Linked DNA regions of Mus musculus: region 1 is linked to region 2. Evidence: chromatin loops called from intact Hi-C (ENCODE). Cell type or tissue: gastrocnemius. All regions are shown on one strand. Each heading gives the region's core, and the rest is flanking DNA. Links, peaks and the distances in the headings are about the cores only.

Region 1 (7,946 bases), core at 2,945-5,444, 220 kb before region 2:
TGGAGGAGGAAGGCACCAGGGAGAGACAGGAGCGACTGCTGGTGGGTACTGGCCTCTATGATGATGGAAGGGTTTAAGAATGTGAGTGTGGGGGCTGGTGAGATGGCTCAGTGGGTAAGAGCACCCAACTGCTCTTCCAAAGGTCCAGAGTTCAAATCCCAGCAACCACATGGTGGCTCACAACCATCCGCAACAAGATCTGACTCCCTCTTCTGGAGTGTCTGAAGACAGCTACAGTGTACTTACATATATTAATAAATAAATCTATAAAAAAAAAAGATGTCATAAGGCTCGGGCCCAGTGTCCTTGCTCTTTAAAAAAAAAAAAAAAAAGAATGTGAGTGTGACCTGTGACCGAGCTTTCTGTGGATATGGAGAAGACTTTGGAAATAGTCAGGGTTATTTTAAAACTGTATGAGCAGTGGAAGAATTTTGATGAGAGAAAAGTGATGGCAACTATTCTTAGTAAGATGCCAAACCAAAGCCACCTCCAAACAGAAGCTCCCTGAGAGATTCTCCACCAATGGCAGGACCTGAAGCTGCAAGACAATGCTGGACAAGATAAGGCAACCTCCTACTGTCACAGTTACTGGCATTTTCAGCTTTATTTTTATTTTAATATTCAGCATTTCCCAAGAAATCACCATATTTTTGATGTATAAAGGTTTGTTATCATTACCATATGATATTATTATGCCATTGGACAAAAGGTTTTTTTTTCCTTTTTTGAAAGACACTTTGGATTTTCCTAGAAAGTAGAAATGGAACTTTATATGTTGGATTTAATTTTGTAGGAATTTTTTGTTGTTGTTGTTTTTGTTTTTTCGAGACAGAGTTTCTCTGTATAGCCCTGGCTGTCCTAGAACTCACTTTGTAGACCAGGCTGGCCTCAAACTCAGAAATTCACCTGCCTCTGCCTCTGGAGTGCTGAGATTAAAGGTGTGCACCACCATGCCCGGCTAGGAAATTTATTCAGAAGAAGTTATAATCTCTACGTTGAGTGATATGTGTAATAATAGTAAAATCCTAAACACTAACTTAAATCTTTGAATGTATATGGACACTAGCTTCCAGACTGCTTGCTATGTATGAGGGCCTCAAGTTACAGAAGAATAAAAACATAAAACCAAAATAATAATAATAATAATAAAGAAAGAATGTGAGTGTGGTGGTATGGCACACAGATCAGCATATTCAAAACACTGACTTGTAAACATTAAAAAGATGGCCAGGCAGTGGTGGTGCATGCCTTTAATCCCAGCACTTGGGAGGCAGAGGCAAGTGGATTTCTGAGTTCGAGGCCAGCCTGGTCTACAAAGTGAGTTCCAGGACAGCCAGGGCTACATAGAGAAACCCTGTCTCGAAAATAAACAAAAAAACAAAACAAAACAAAAAAACCCCAAACATTAAAATGATGAATTTATGTTATATGAATTGTCTCCTAGTTAAGGAGAGAAAGAAAAGGCACTGCCTTATGTTTGTATATGCTGGGTGAGTCAGTGACTCATCTCTGGAGAAGAGAGCAAATCAGGGCTCTGGATCCACTCCCAGCCGTTCTGGATTTTCCTGCTAGCTCTGGTTCATGAGAAAAGTTTTCCTCTGAAGGTTGCAGTGTTGGCACCTGGTGTGAGAAAAGGGCGTGGCTGTGCTTTACCGGTGATGCTGTAAGGGCTGCCAGCATCCCCTGGATTTGATCCATCACTGACACTTTTATTAACCTTTGGAGAGGAAGTCAGAAGTGGAAATGGCCTCCCCCACTCCTGAAAATGACTTCAGACTAACAAAAAGCCTTTACTTGACTTCAGGCCAAATGCGTCATTTTAATCAACAGGCAAGTGAGTGTGTGAGCACGTGTGTGTGTGTGTGTGTGTGTGTGTGTGTGTGTGAGAGAGAGAGAGAGAGAGAGAGAGAGAGAGAGAGAGAAGCATCAAAAGACCCAGTTGAAATTGTCATTTACTTTGTTGGCAACACATGGACACATATTTACCTAAGAGGTGAAAGGAAACATGCTGGTTCATCTTTGCTCTAAAGCAACTAAGTGCATCCAACAGAATGGCTGGGTACAGTTTACAGTTCCAGGCCTAGAAGCATGGATGTAAGAACCGGGGTCAGATGCTCTCATGTGGACATATTCAGAGGACCTTGTTCTGTTGGTCAAAGAAAGGACATTTGTAGGGCTTGTCTATTTGGATGTTTCTGTTCTGAGGAAAGTTGGAAAGGAGAGATCTTTGGCATGGACCCTTTATGAGAAGCAGAGAAATAATGAGAAAATCCGGACAGGGTCCTTCAAGGTGGTTCAGGGAATAAAGGCACCTGCCTCCAAGACTGAGTTCCACCCTTAAACCCACACGGTGGAAGGAAAAATTGTCCTCTGGTGTCCACGTGAATCTGTGTGTGTGTGTGTGTGTGTGTGTGTGTGTATGTCTTTGTGTGTGTGTGTGTGTGTATCAGTGTATATTTGTTTATGTGTCCATATGAGTGTGTGTGTATTTGTGTGTTTGTATCTGAGTGCTTGTGTGTGAGCGTTTGTATGTAAAAATTTTATAAGTGTGTTGTCTTTGTGTGTGTGTATGTGAGTATGTTTGTATATGTGTCTGTGTGAATGCTTGTGTGTATGTATGTGTGCGAGTGTTTGTGTGTTTATGTGTTATCTGTGTGAGTGCTTGCATGTGTCTATGTGGGTGCTTGTGTGTGTTTATATGTGTGTGTCTGTATGAGTGCTTGTATGTGTGTGTTTGTGTTTATGTGTGTGTGTGTGAGTGTGTGAATGAGTGTGAGTGTGAGTGATGATTTGAGAGAGGTTCTCGTTATGTAACCCAGGATGACCTCAGACTCCCCTGTCTTCCCCTGCAGCAGTCTCCCAATTGCTGGGGGTAAGAGATGCTTAGGATCTACAAATACACATTTGGGATTCCAAGCAGAAAGGATGCTTGGGAGTGTGCCCACATCCTCTGGTTATTACAAAAACCCAGAGGTCTGGGGAGAAAAAGCAAACCACCCGCCTTGTCTGCAGGCACAATGTGGGTGTCCTCTTTCCCACAGCATGTAGACATTTTTCTTATGCCCCTTCTGTAGATGAAGAAACCAAGCCCAGCATGGGCAACTTGTTCCAAATCACACGCTTATTAAGTCACAGAGCCAGGGTTTAAAGCCTGGCCTGATGGATTTCAGATCTCAAGATTTCTGGATTTCTAGACATTTTCCTTTTTCAGTCAACTGTACTTTCCCCCAGGATTCCCTCGTGAAATGAAAATCCACATTACAACCTAGATAGCAGCAAAAAGAAAGGACCTACAGCATGGCTGGGAATGCCAGCAACAGAGATACCCAGAGCCCAGAGCCTAGGGGACCGGGAGGGCACAGGTTCCAGCAGCTGTTGGGCTTTTCAGGAACTGTTTGTGGGGAGATAACTCTGCACAGGTATGGAGACCAACATCCTAGGCAGGGCACATAGACAAGTTTCCCTCAGCCATCTTGGAGGGAGGGAAGGGGTTAAAGCTTTGCAGACAGAGAGCAGGAAGGAGGTTAGTGAGCTACAGTCTGCTGTTACAGCCAAGGAAACTGAGGTCCAACAGAACAAGTGAAATCAAGCCGACAAGCACAAGGTGGCATCCGGACTGCCAGGGCATTGTGCAAATGGGTTCTTTTTTCAATCAGCAAGCCAAGTATCTCAAAAGAGATAATCTAACTGGCCCATCCTCTTTGGAGCAAGGACCGCAGACCCAGCTCTGTTAAGTGCACCACAGGCTATAGTAACCGTGTAGATGAGAGGTGTTCTGGTAGCTTTTGTAGGATGCATGAATGATGTGTGTTTGTTCCCCAGGCTTGCCCTGGTATAAAGGTGCTGGGGATCAGAGAGCCTGGAGAGATGGAGAGATAGCTCCCGGGGTTGAGAGAACCTGTTGTTCTTGCAGAGAACTAGGACTCATTTCCCAGCACCTACACTGTAACTCAAACCGTCCTTAGCTCTGGTTCCAGGAATCCGATGCTGGCTTCTGACCTCTATGGACACTGCATACGCATGGTAAACATGCAAAAACCTCAAACACTTAAAAAACAAACAAACAAACTCTGGGGTTCGGGTTAAGATGAGTGCTTCCGGCCGGGTGGTGGTTCATGTCTTTAATCCCAGCACTCAGAGGCAGGGTATCTCTGAGTTTGAGGCCAGCCTGGTCTACAGAGTGACTTCCGGGACAGCCAGAGCTACATAGAGAAACCCTCTCTTGACTCTCTTGAGGTGGGGATGGGAATGAGGGCTGGGGAGCAGGAAGGTGTGAGGGGTGGAGGTGGGGAGTGAGCTGTCCCCGTCTGGTTATCGGTTTACCCTGATATGCTCTTAATCTTGGTCCGGATAACCTGCTTCCAGCCCGCCTCTCTTTCGGGAGCTAAATGATGCTCTCTTTAGATTGAGGGTTTTAAATTCTTGTTTCTGTAAGGATTTCCGAGCACGTATTTAGCTCCCCCGCTTCTTTCTTCATGTCCTCTAGGGGGCAGAAGTGAGCCGCTTGTCCATTCTTTGGGACTGATCCTTCAGACTTCTCCAAACTTTTATAAGAAAGCAAATGCCCAGGGGGCGACCAGAAAGGCAGATAGTGAGTATGCTTTCTCTTTAGATTGAAATATGATCTCGGGCCAGCAAGATGGCTCAGAGGGTAAAGGCTCCTGCTGCCAAGCCTGACTAACCTGGGCTTGTTGGCACGAGCGTGCCGCACTCCCCTCTCCACAAGATTAATAAATAAAGTATGTAAAAATTAAAACAGTATGATCTAGGGCCTATGATCTGGGGCCTGGTGTGATGTGGTGGCACAAGCCTTTAATTCCAGTCCTTAGGAGGTAAAGGTAGACAGATCTCTGTGAATTTGAGGCCAACTTGATGTACATAGTAGTTCTGGGCCAGCCAGAGCTACATAGTGACCAAGTGAGATCCTGTCTCAAAAAAATAAAAAAAAGGAGAGTTGAATGGTGGCAGTGCTTGCCTTTAATCACAAGGCTCAGGAGACAGAGGCAAATGTAGCTCTATGAGTTCCAGGTCTTCAGCAAAAGTCCCAGGACAGCCAAAGAAGGTTATACAGAGAAACCCCGTCTCAAAAACCCAAAATTACCAAAACATCACCACCACTATCATCATCATCAAGAGAAACATTCTTTGAGAGAAAATATTGGTAGGAACTGAGGCTCCAAATTCAGTCTCCAGTCTCAAACAAGTGTTGGGAGAAAGTTTTCTGCTTTTGTTGTCCCAGCAGGCTACATGAGACCCTGTCTCAAAGCAAAGAAGAAAGAAGAAGAAGAAGAAGAAGAAGAAGAAGAAGAAGAAGAAGAAGAAGAAGAAGAAGAAGAAGAAGAAGAAGAAGAAGAAGGTGGAGGAGGAGGAGGAGGAAGAGGAGGAAGAGAGGAGGAGGAGGAGAAAGAAAGAAAAAAGGAAAAAGAAAGAAAGGAAAGAAGAGAAAAGAAAAGGAAAAGAAAGGAAAGGGAAGAAAAGGGAAGAAAAAAACTTGAACATGACCTAAGGCAGTGGTTCTCAAACTGTAGGTTGGGCCCCCTTTGTAGGGTGTCAAAAGACCCTTTAAGCTGGATTCCTAGCATCCAATAAAACTGAGTGACCTTCTGCTTATCAGATATCTACATTATAATTTGTAACTAGCAAAATTACAGTTATGAAGTAGCAACAAAAATTATCTTATGGTTGGAGGTCACCACCATCTGAGGAACTGTGTTAAAGGGTTGCAGCATTAGGACACGGTTGAAAACCACTAGTCTAAGGTCTCTCTGTCAAGAAGTCAATAACCCTGAGAAAAAGTTCTCCCATTGAGGGAGCCAGGATCCCTAAGCTAAATTCTCTACACTTTGCCACTTCTCCCCCCACCCCACCCCCACCCCCACCTCTGCCCCACCCTTGGAGACCAAGTTGCCTCTCTGGTAGAAAGCCAGGGATACCCGTCCCTGGAGTGTAGCCTTCTGACAGGCTTACAGTAGATGGAGCAGGCCTTGAAGTCCCTGGATATTGGGGACACAGACACCACGATGACTGACGGTGAAGAATGAGGAGAGAAACGGATGAGAGGGTAGCCTTGAAGCTCAGCGGAAGTGGTAGTGTACATGAATTTCATTCCTTAAGGACTAAGCTTCTGGGGTGGATGGAGTCAGGGGTGAGGGGGCAGGTGTCAACACTGATCTGAAGGCAGAGTTTTTGTGTTCCCAGAGGCGAAGAGAAAAGCCTCCAGAAGAAAAGAAAATGTAGGGCTAGGCATATGTCTTAGCTGTGCTCACAAAGCCCTGAGCCGGATTCCCAGCATCCTATAAAACTGGATGTGATGTAAATGACTAAAATACCAGCACTCAGGAGTGGAAGCTAGGGGGATTACAAGTTCAAAGTCATCTTCTGCAATATAATGAATTGAAAGCCACCTGGGGCATATGAGGCCCTGTCTCAGGAAAGAGGAGGAGGAGGAGGAGGAGGAGGAGGAGGAGGAGGAGGAGGAGGAGGAGGAGGAGGAAGAGGAGGAGGAAAGGAGAAGGAAAGGAGGAGGAGGAGGAGGAGGAGGAGGAGGAAAGGAGAAGGAAAGGAGGAGGAGGAGGAGGAGGAGGAGGAGGAAAAGAGAAGGAAAGGAGGAGGAGGAAGAGGAGGAGGAGGAGGAGGAGGAAAGGAGGAGGAGGAGAAGGAAAGGAGGAGTAGGACCTGCAGGATTGAATGTTAACTCCACAGAGCTATACTCTGTGGGGCCTGTCATCTTACAAATAGGTCTAGGCAGGCCTTGCGGGAGGCTGCTACTGTCCCAGGACTTGTCCATATAAAGCAATTGGCAGAGAAGGCTGAGTGGATAAAGAGGAGGAAGTTGGGTAGTTAAGGAAGTGTGTTTAAAATCTTAGCATAAAGAGCCCCATAACCCATGATTTCATTTACATTCCATTCTGGAAAAAGCAAAGCGACCAAGTCAGAAGTCAGATCAGAGGCCTTTGGGTTGGGTGGCCACGGGGATTCAAACCACCCAAAAGGGGTGCCGCTTGGGGTGATGGAACTATTTCAGATGTTAATTGAGGTGATGGTTATCCAAGTGCGCACACTTGTCAAAACACATTCAAGCGTGCACTTTGAAAGGGCTTTGCTGTATGTAAATTATAGCTCATAAACTCGACTTAAAGTAAACCTGCAGAAGTTGCCAAACATCAAGGGCCAGAGCTAAGCTGGTTCTAAAGCGAGGAAGCTCTTCAGTCTCTAGAATGGATGCAAACCTCACACATGCACGTTTGTGTCAACCGTAAGTGGGATTGATGATGCAAGTACATTTGCTTAATCCATTACCATGAGTAAAATATATTTTACCATATTCACATGCGCATGCGCGCACGCACACACACACACACACACACACACACACACACACACACACACACAAACGTTTGGTTTTTTTTGGTTTTTTTTTTTGAGACAAGGTCATATGTAGTCCAGACCAGCCTCCACCTCACTGCACAGGTGACGGTGACCTTGAACTCCTAATCCTCCCGCCTTCACCTCCTAAGTGAGGGTGTGTCCCTACATACCTGGTCTTTATCCAGTTTAAACTTGGCAATTACAGAGAACCAGTATCTTGACTGTAAATCGGTTGAAGAGTCCTGCTTTGCTGGACGGATAATTAAGCCTCTGCCTCTGCAGGGACTATTACTTCCTCTCTGTCTTTCCTCTCTGGTCGCCCTTCCTGGGTTTATCTGGGCAGTGGAGGAGGTGGCAGGTTTGGGTGCTGGCCCCTGTGCTCTCCTCAAGACCTGAGTGCCATCTGTGAAATGACCTTACACCTTACGAGGTGCCGGGTGGCTGGCATGGCTCCTCCGTCCTGTGTTAGTTCTGTGAACCGAACCTGGTTGAGCTCCTGCTCACTTTCCATCCATTCCCCTCCCGCTTGAGCGATTCACAGGTCCCAGCTCTTCACTCACGTCCTCTGCATTCCTGGG
Region 2 (7,946 bases), core at 2,403-4,902:
TTGTGGATCAATTTTGTTGTGTTTTGCAACGATGAACTCTACTAAATTTAATTGGTCTATAGAAGTTCCCTTTTAAAACCAGTTATGGTATATATATATATATATATATATATATATATATATATATATATACACACACACACACACATATATATATATATATATACATACATATATATATATATATGTACACACACACAAAGAAATGTTCATTTAAGCAAGGATGTGGGTTTATAATTAATAGAAAAGGGAAATGTCATGATACGTTATGAACTTTTTAAAAAGGGCTCCAAGTAGGAGCTGGAGAGATGCCCTATGGGTTAAAAGCACTCGCTGCTCAGTCATGAGGATCAGTGTCTGGATTCAGCACCCATGTGCCACAACTCACATGCCTGTAACTCCAGCTCTAAGGGATTCCACACCCTCTTCTGGCTTCCATGCACATGTGTGCACACACTTTCACACACACACACACAGATACACACACACACACACACACACACACACACATATGCAAATAATATCTTTTTTTTTCTCAAGACAAAGTTTCTCTGTGTCGTAACACTCACTCTGTAAACCAGGCTGGCCTGGCTCTGCTTGAAACAAAGTCAGGTAGATCTCTGTGAGTTTGAGGCCAGCCTTGCCTAAAGAACAAGTTCTAGGAAAGACAGGACTGTAGTCCTGTGTACAGAGAAACCTTGTCTTGAAAAAAATAAAATGAATAAAAATTTGAAAACAGAAATTAAACAGTTAATATCAATAAGAATGCTGCTAAAAATCAATTTATTCCTGTATGATAGGTTTAGAGTAATTCTTATTTCCTTCTTCTTTTCCTATAGTGTTTGTTTTATAGGCATAGACTATTTTGTAAAAATCAACAGATATTTCCAATTTGGGGAAAATATAGTAAAAACTAAGCAAAATATGTTAGATGTTTTCTTGGAAACAAGTTTTGCCAGAAAGCTAGGCAAGAACAAAGTATTGGTGAACTTGCAAAAGAAATGTCTGAGTATTTTCCTCAATAACTCAGATAGTTTTTTGTTTTGTTTTGTTTTAAAGATTTATTTATTTATTATATGTAAGTACATTGTAGCTGTCTTCAGACACTCCAGAAGAGGGAGTCAAACCTCGTTACTGATGGTTGTGAGCCACCATGTGGTTGCTGGGATTTGAACTCTGGATCTTCAGAAGAGCAGTCGGGTGCTCTTACCCACTGAGCCATCTCACCAGCCCTTGTTTTGTTTTTTAAACAAAGGTAAAAACCTCTTTTCTGTTACACAAAGCTGCAGAGCCTATCTATTTTTCCAACTGGGGATATCACCAATCATGTGGGAGATGGGAGTGGCTTGACCCATGTCTGCTCCTCACCTCTTGTCTTCCTCTTGCACTATGAGCTGTCAAGCTATGAGACTGGCCCAAAAGCCAGTCTGAGGCTATAGAAAGACACAGTCCTAACTCCGTAAAGACAGGATGATCTTTATAACTTTGTTTTCTTCACTACCATGCTTTAATTGTTTACGTTTCCAAAAGTTACTTGGCAATTTTTCTTAGTTTATTTGTTGGTTTTGTTTTCTGAGACACTCTTAATTAGTCCAGGCTAGCCTCAAACTCACCATGTAGTAAAGGCTGATCTTGAACTCCTGTGCTGGCTAATTTTATGTCAACTTGACACAGCTAGAGTCACTGGAAAGGGAAGAACCTCAACCGACAAAATGCCTTCATAAAATTAGGCTGTAGACAAGCCTTTAAGGCATTTTCTTAATTAGTGATTGATGGGTGAGGACCCAACCCATTGTGGGTGCCACCCCAAGCTGGTGGTCCTGGGTTCTGTAGGAAAGCAGGCTGAGCAAGCCACAGGGAGTAAGCCAGTAAATAGCACTGCTCCGTAGCCTCCGCATCAGCTCCTGCCTGCAGGTTCCTGCCCTGCTTGAATTCCTGTCCTGACTTACTTTTGATGATGCTGTGGAAGTGTAAGCCAAATAAACCCTTTCCTCCCCAAGTTGCTTTGGTCATAGTATTTAATTACAGCAATAGAAACCCTAAGGAAGACAATTCCTAATCCTTCTGCTTCCAATTCCCAAGTGCTAGAATTATAGACATGTGTTCACCACCACTTCCGCTCCAATCAATCTTGATAATTACACTTATCACTCAAGTAAGAATGAACGTGCAGAACTAATTATTGGAGGCTAGGTAGATTAAGCCAATCTGAAATTCACATACGAAACGTCAACAAAGGAATAACAAGCTTTCTACATACAAAATAGTGAAAGAATTTTTACCCAAAGTAAAATAAATTGGTGAATAACCACTCCCCACACGCGCACACACAAATTGTGTCAGGGACTTAGTTAAATATAGCCACTCCTGTAGCTGTCATTCAAAGAGTGTGACACGTGCTTGTAATACCCTGTAGAAAAATCTCTGAGGGATGAAAGGTCTGTGGCTAAGCTTCTGATGGGCTGTGAGGGACACTTTGTGTCTGACTTCAATTGTTTGTTCTACAGTGTTTGCTGTTCACCAGTGCACCAGGCCTTCTGTATGTTCATTTTGGGGATCATCAGCTCCACAGAGTAACTACACAAGAGTTAGAGAAGAATCTTTGCCTCCAAGGAGAATTGCCAAGAGCCAGACTCAGCAACTCAGGAAGCCAGCTGGCCCTGTGTACTAAGTACTACTCACAGCAGGACACAGAGAGTCCATGTAAGTCAAAGGCAGTAGAAACAGTATCTTTACTGATTTACTGTCTGTGTGCCTCATCCTGCTCTCTGAAGGATGTTTAAAAAAAATCTTACTTTTTACTTACGAGAGAAATCCTGAACCAGCTTTCTCAACTGCCGTGTGCAATGTCTAACACTTAAAAATCTGTCCCAACGTGGGGCAGTGATGGCACACGCCTTTAATCCCAGCACTTGGGAGGCAGAGGCAGGCAGAGGAGTTTGAGGTCAGCCTGATCTACAGAGTGAGTTTCAGGACAGCCAGGGCTACAATGAGAAACTTTGTCTCAAAAACAAAAAAACAAAAAAACAAAAAACAAACAAACAAACAAACAAACAAACGTCTCAAGTTTCCTCTCTGTGGCTCATAGTGTATGCCATGATGGTGAATGATGATAAATGGGCACACACAGAAATAATACTGGGGAGTCTAATAGTCAACTATTACTATGTAAGGTTGCTTTCATTTGTTTACTCCAGTTTACTTTGCAAAGCCTTGTTACAGTATCCCCTTTGCCTCAGGCAATCCTGCTTTGCCCCTGCTATTCCTGCCTAATCATTAACTGTTGCCCTTCGTTCTCAGAACTGTGATACAATATATAACATATATTGATGAGCATCAGCTGCCACCAAGAGGCCCCAGTAAATTCTTGTATATAGAAAGTAACTTGGCTCTAGTCATAAAAGAAAGATTTGTTACAAAAAGACAACCACACAACATAATAAATATTACAATTACTTTATTATTAGTTGCTGTGTCCTATCAAGGACAATTTATCTCTACATAAATTTAAGTCAATTCTGCCCTCTACTGTCTCCTGACAGTATTATGATGCTGTTCACAGAGGCTGATGATCCATTCTGCCCATGTTTAGAGTGGTGGTCTCCAACCTACTACAGTTATATTAGCTTCATAAAGTCTCCCACTGCCTGTGTTGAACCCCACACCTGTAACATTAGGATCTATGGTGGGAAGACCCAAATATCAAGTGTTTGGAAGCCCTCTACCTGGCTTCAATGTACAATCAAGGCTTAAAAATGCTTAAACCACTACTTAAAAGTGTCAGGACAGATATCAGGCAGTGGACACTTTTAGTCCCAGTACTTAGGACTCAGAGACAGGTAGATCTCTGAGTTTGAGGACAGCCTGGTCTACAGAGTGAGTTCCAAGAGAGCCAGGGCTACATAAAGAAGCCCTGCCTAGAAAACCAAATAGTCAAGTCAAATAGTCTGTGTGGTTCACTTAGCCTTTTCATTCCATAGTCTAGATTATGTACTACACGGCTGATCATGTCTAGTTACATTTGGAAGATTTGAGAAAAAGAACATCAGGACAAATCAAATCACTACTGGGAAATTGGCATTACTGTTTCCCCTAAGGGGTGATATTTTCCCTGGTATAAAAGTCTTTTTTTTTTTTTTTAATGTACAGTGATGATATGTGGAACTTTCTAGAAGATGAGTCTATCTAGGCATCAGCCTCGTGTCAGCGCCCCAATTCTTAACTGATGAAATTACCTGCTGAGGAGGCTCCATGGTAGCCAAGAAAGCTGAACCAGAAAGACGGGGCAAATGAGGTAGCACCCATTGCATTAAATTACTGCTTCCTTTGTCTTGAACATTCAGAGTCTTGTTAATGGAGTTCATCATATGGAAAAAGCACTGATGTAAAAGCTCAGGGAATCTGCTGGAGTGGAATTTGCACTAATTAGAACATTAACTAAATTAAGGCACCAGGGAGGACTGAACTCCAAAGGGAATAAGAGAGAAAAAGATACAGAAAAATCATTAATAATCAGCAAGGGAGAGGAAGAGAGCGATACTGCAGAAAGCTAACCAAAAAGGAGATTTCTGATGATTAGTTAGACAGTCACCTCTCACTCTCTTTTCCTAATGTTCACTTCCAAAGCTGACATGTCCAGGGTCTGAGATTCGTCCCACTGGAAGCCATGTTATTCTTCCTAAATTCAAAATGTGGGAACCACCAGAGTGTTGATGAGAGGAGGAAGGGCTCGTTTCAGAATTTGGACACTGAGCTCCTGTGCAATCAGCAGAGGCTCTCAATGCTAAAGGGAGGAAAGGAGGAAGGGATGTAGTGGGGAGAGGGTTAGGCCTTTATTCACCCTTGTTTGCAGTTGTGTGATGTCATTCTGTCCAGCAAACAGCAAGACTTGGCACAAGTGTGACAGGGGTAGAGACTTGGAAACCACGTTAGAAACTAGCTTGAAAGATTCCATCTGCGGCTGATCTTGTTGTGGAACAATTACCGAGGCTTTCAAAGGTTTCTTTCCAAGTAGTCAGCCTGCACAGAGTGGAAACACCTCCATAGATGTATTTATGGGCTCAGAAGAACTGCCAGGCCTGGTGGCTCATGCTATAATTACATGACTTGGAAGGAACAGGGTTGCCATGAGATCAAGGCCAGTTTGAGCTGAGACCTTGTCTTAAAAACTGAAAAATGAATGACTTTTTTTTCTGGGTGATGGCCACCATGAGTCCCTGATGGAAGCTAGAAGCACTTACAGAGAACTCTCTACCTGGGGAAGGAAGGAAGGAATGGATGTTTATACTTAAATATGTAGTTTTACGTATAGTCGCATAACTATGTTTGCTACTCAAAAACACTTGATTGATAAAATAGCCATACATCAACTTATTTACATTGCTGTAAACATATATTAATATAACCATAAGCACCCCAAAATCTGTGAATGAACTAAAGTTAAATTGTAAGAGCCTGCCCCTTTAACACTTGTAGTGAACAAATAATATTTTGTTTGTTTCTTTGGTTGGTTGGTTGGTTTGTTGGTTTCATCTTGCTATGCAGTCTAGGCTGGTTTTGAACTCAAAATCCCCCGCTGCTACTTGCCAGGTACAGGATTACAGCAATGTGCCACTATGACGGGCTTTAGCACAAAGCATTCCTGTAGCCTTAAAATGGAAACTGACACTAAAATGAAAACAAAAGTAGTCTGGGCATGGTAGTGGTGAACCTTTAATCCTAGCAAACAGGAGGGAGAGGCAGGTGGATCGCTGTGTGCTTGGGGTAGCCTGGTCCACATAATGAGTTCTAGGCCAGCCAGGACTACAAAATGAGACTGTGTCTCAAAAACAAAACAAAACCAAATAAATAAAATAGAAAGAAAAAGTATTTGGGACTAGAGAGATGGTTCCTCAGTTATGAGCAAGGGCCTTGGATGCTCTTGCAGCGGGACACCTACAGGTTTAGTTCTCAACACCCACTTTTTGGCTAACAGCTAAATTCCTATAATTCCAGTTCCAGAGGATCTGATGTCTCCCTCAGGTACCACACCCATGAGGCATACTCACATGCATGCAGGCAAAACACGTATACACATAAAATAAAAATAAATCTTAAATAAATAAAAGCACTGGGTCTGGGGAGATGGGCCAGTAGCGGTTAAAGCATTTACTACACAATTGTGAGGGTGGGAATTTAGATACAGAACCCACATAGGTGGTAGTTGTGGTGGTTTGCCTGTGCTTCTCAGCTTCCAAAGGGAGAGGTTGCCCCACAGATCCCCCTAGAGCAAGCTACTATCGAGACTAGCCATACCTGTGAGCTCTGGATTTGATTGAGAGAACCTGCCTCAATGAACAAGGTAGACTCTAGATCAAGAAGGATTCTGAGCCGGGCGGTGGTGGTGCACGCCTTTAATCCCAGCACTTGGGAGACAGAGGCAGGCAGATTTCTGAGTTCGAGGCCAGCCTGGTCTACAAAGTGAGTTCCAGGACAGCCAGGGCTACACAGAGAAACCCTGTCTTGAAAAACAAAACAAAACAAAACAAACAAACAAAAAGAATGATTCTGGACAGTAGCCTCAGGCCTCCGCACGCATGTGTACCCACACACATATGCCCTCAAACATGACAACATGCATACATGTGCACATGCACACTATGCACACAAATGTAAAAAAATTAGTGCATCTTAATAGAAAAGGGTTAGAGGTGTGAGCAAAAGTGGATACAGGGGGGCTGGTGAGATGGCTCAACAGGTAAGAGCACCCGACTGCTCTTCTGAAGGTCCTGAGTTCAAATCCCGGCAACCACATGGTGGCTCACAACCATCCGTAACGAGATCTGACTCCCTCTTCTGGTGTGTCTGAAGACAGCTACAGTGTACTTACATATAGTAAAAAAATAAATAAATCAAAAAAAAAAGTGGATACAGGTAATTCAAAGAACTTATTGACTAGTCCTGTCTCCATGCATAGCATTGTACCTTAGCAGGAATTAGATATTAGTACTGTTTGGTTCTGAGATGAATCAGTCTCATAAATGCATTTATATAAAAGCTACAAATAAAGCCGGGCATGGTGGTGGCACTCTCCTTTAATCCCAGCACTTGGGAGGCAGAGGCAGGCAGATTTCTGAGTTTGAGGCCAGCCTGGTCTACAAAGTGAGTTCCAGGACAGCCAGGGCTACACAGCGAAACCCTGTCTCGAAAAACAAAACAAAACAAAACAAAACAAAAGCTGTGAAAGTTGGGTTTGAGAGATAGTTCAGTGGTTAGCCTGAGATCAATTCCCAGCAAGCACATGATGGCTCACAACCATTTATAATGGGGTCTGATACCCTCTTCTGTTGTGTCTGAAGAAACCTACAAGTGTATTCATATACATATCATTAAATAAATAATTCTTTAAAAAAAAAAAGCTGTGAAATTTAAGACAGAAAAAGTCAGCTGAAGCCATAGTATGGCCGACTTTGAAAACCCTGCTGAAGACCCCCTACCTCATTTGGTTAGCAACAGGAAATCTGCTGAAGGCTGAAAAGTTTTAGGCAAAGCATAGATAGGACTGGAACCAGGTTTTAGGAGATGGATCTGGCAGCAATGTGTCTGGTGGCTTGAATGGAAAGATAGGGACAAGTCATTATCATACCACAGGATATGGGAAGTAGGTTCTTTGAGGGCTATCACCAGCTGGTGCTGTCACAGGTAGCCAGATCATGCAACCGAATCACTAGAGGGGATAAGTTATCTCTGGCTTCCTGGCTTTCCTCCCCTCCATTTCCTCCACACCCAGGTTGAAGTACCACAAGCAGTTTTCCTTCAACATTCCCTTCCGCCATAACGTTCCCATGCTGCCACGGGAATGTGGCTTAGGCATAGTGGAGCCAGCTGTCCGTGGGCTGAAAGCTCCGAGGCCATGAGCCAAGACAAGGCTCTCCTCATTTAGGCTGTTGATCTCAGGATATTGTCAA

The links. Peaks named below come from ENCODE experiments on the same cell type or tissue, not always from the same donor. Only the 100,000 strongest peaks of a DNase experiment are listed, where the experiment ranks them.
Region 1: it touches region 2 in a loop (2.7-fold over the local background); 16 of 42 quality-filtered maps call a loop at or near these places.

Annotation. Positions count from the first base shown.
Region 1 is chr12:76,492,003-76,499,948 of GRCm38, forward strand. No RefSeq gene overlaps it. Among named protein-coding and RNA genes, the nearest start is that of Gm40445, 28 kb to the right of the region's middle. In gastrocnemius, for the core only: a CTCF peak has its summit at 4,482 (motif pointing right); DNase peaks (open chromatin) are centred at 2,966 and 4,510; H3K27ac peaks cover 353 bases.
Region 2 is chr12:76,717,257-76,725,202 of GRCm38, forward strand. No RefSeq gene overlaps it. Among named protein-coding and RNA genes, the nearest start is that of Sptb, 11 kb to the left of the region's middle. In gastrocnemius, for the core only: a CTCF peak has its summit at 3,531 (motif pointing left); no DNase peak of the experiment used is centred there; H3K27ac peaks cover 995 bases.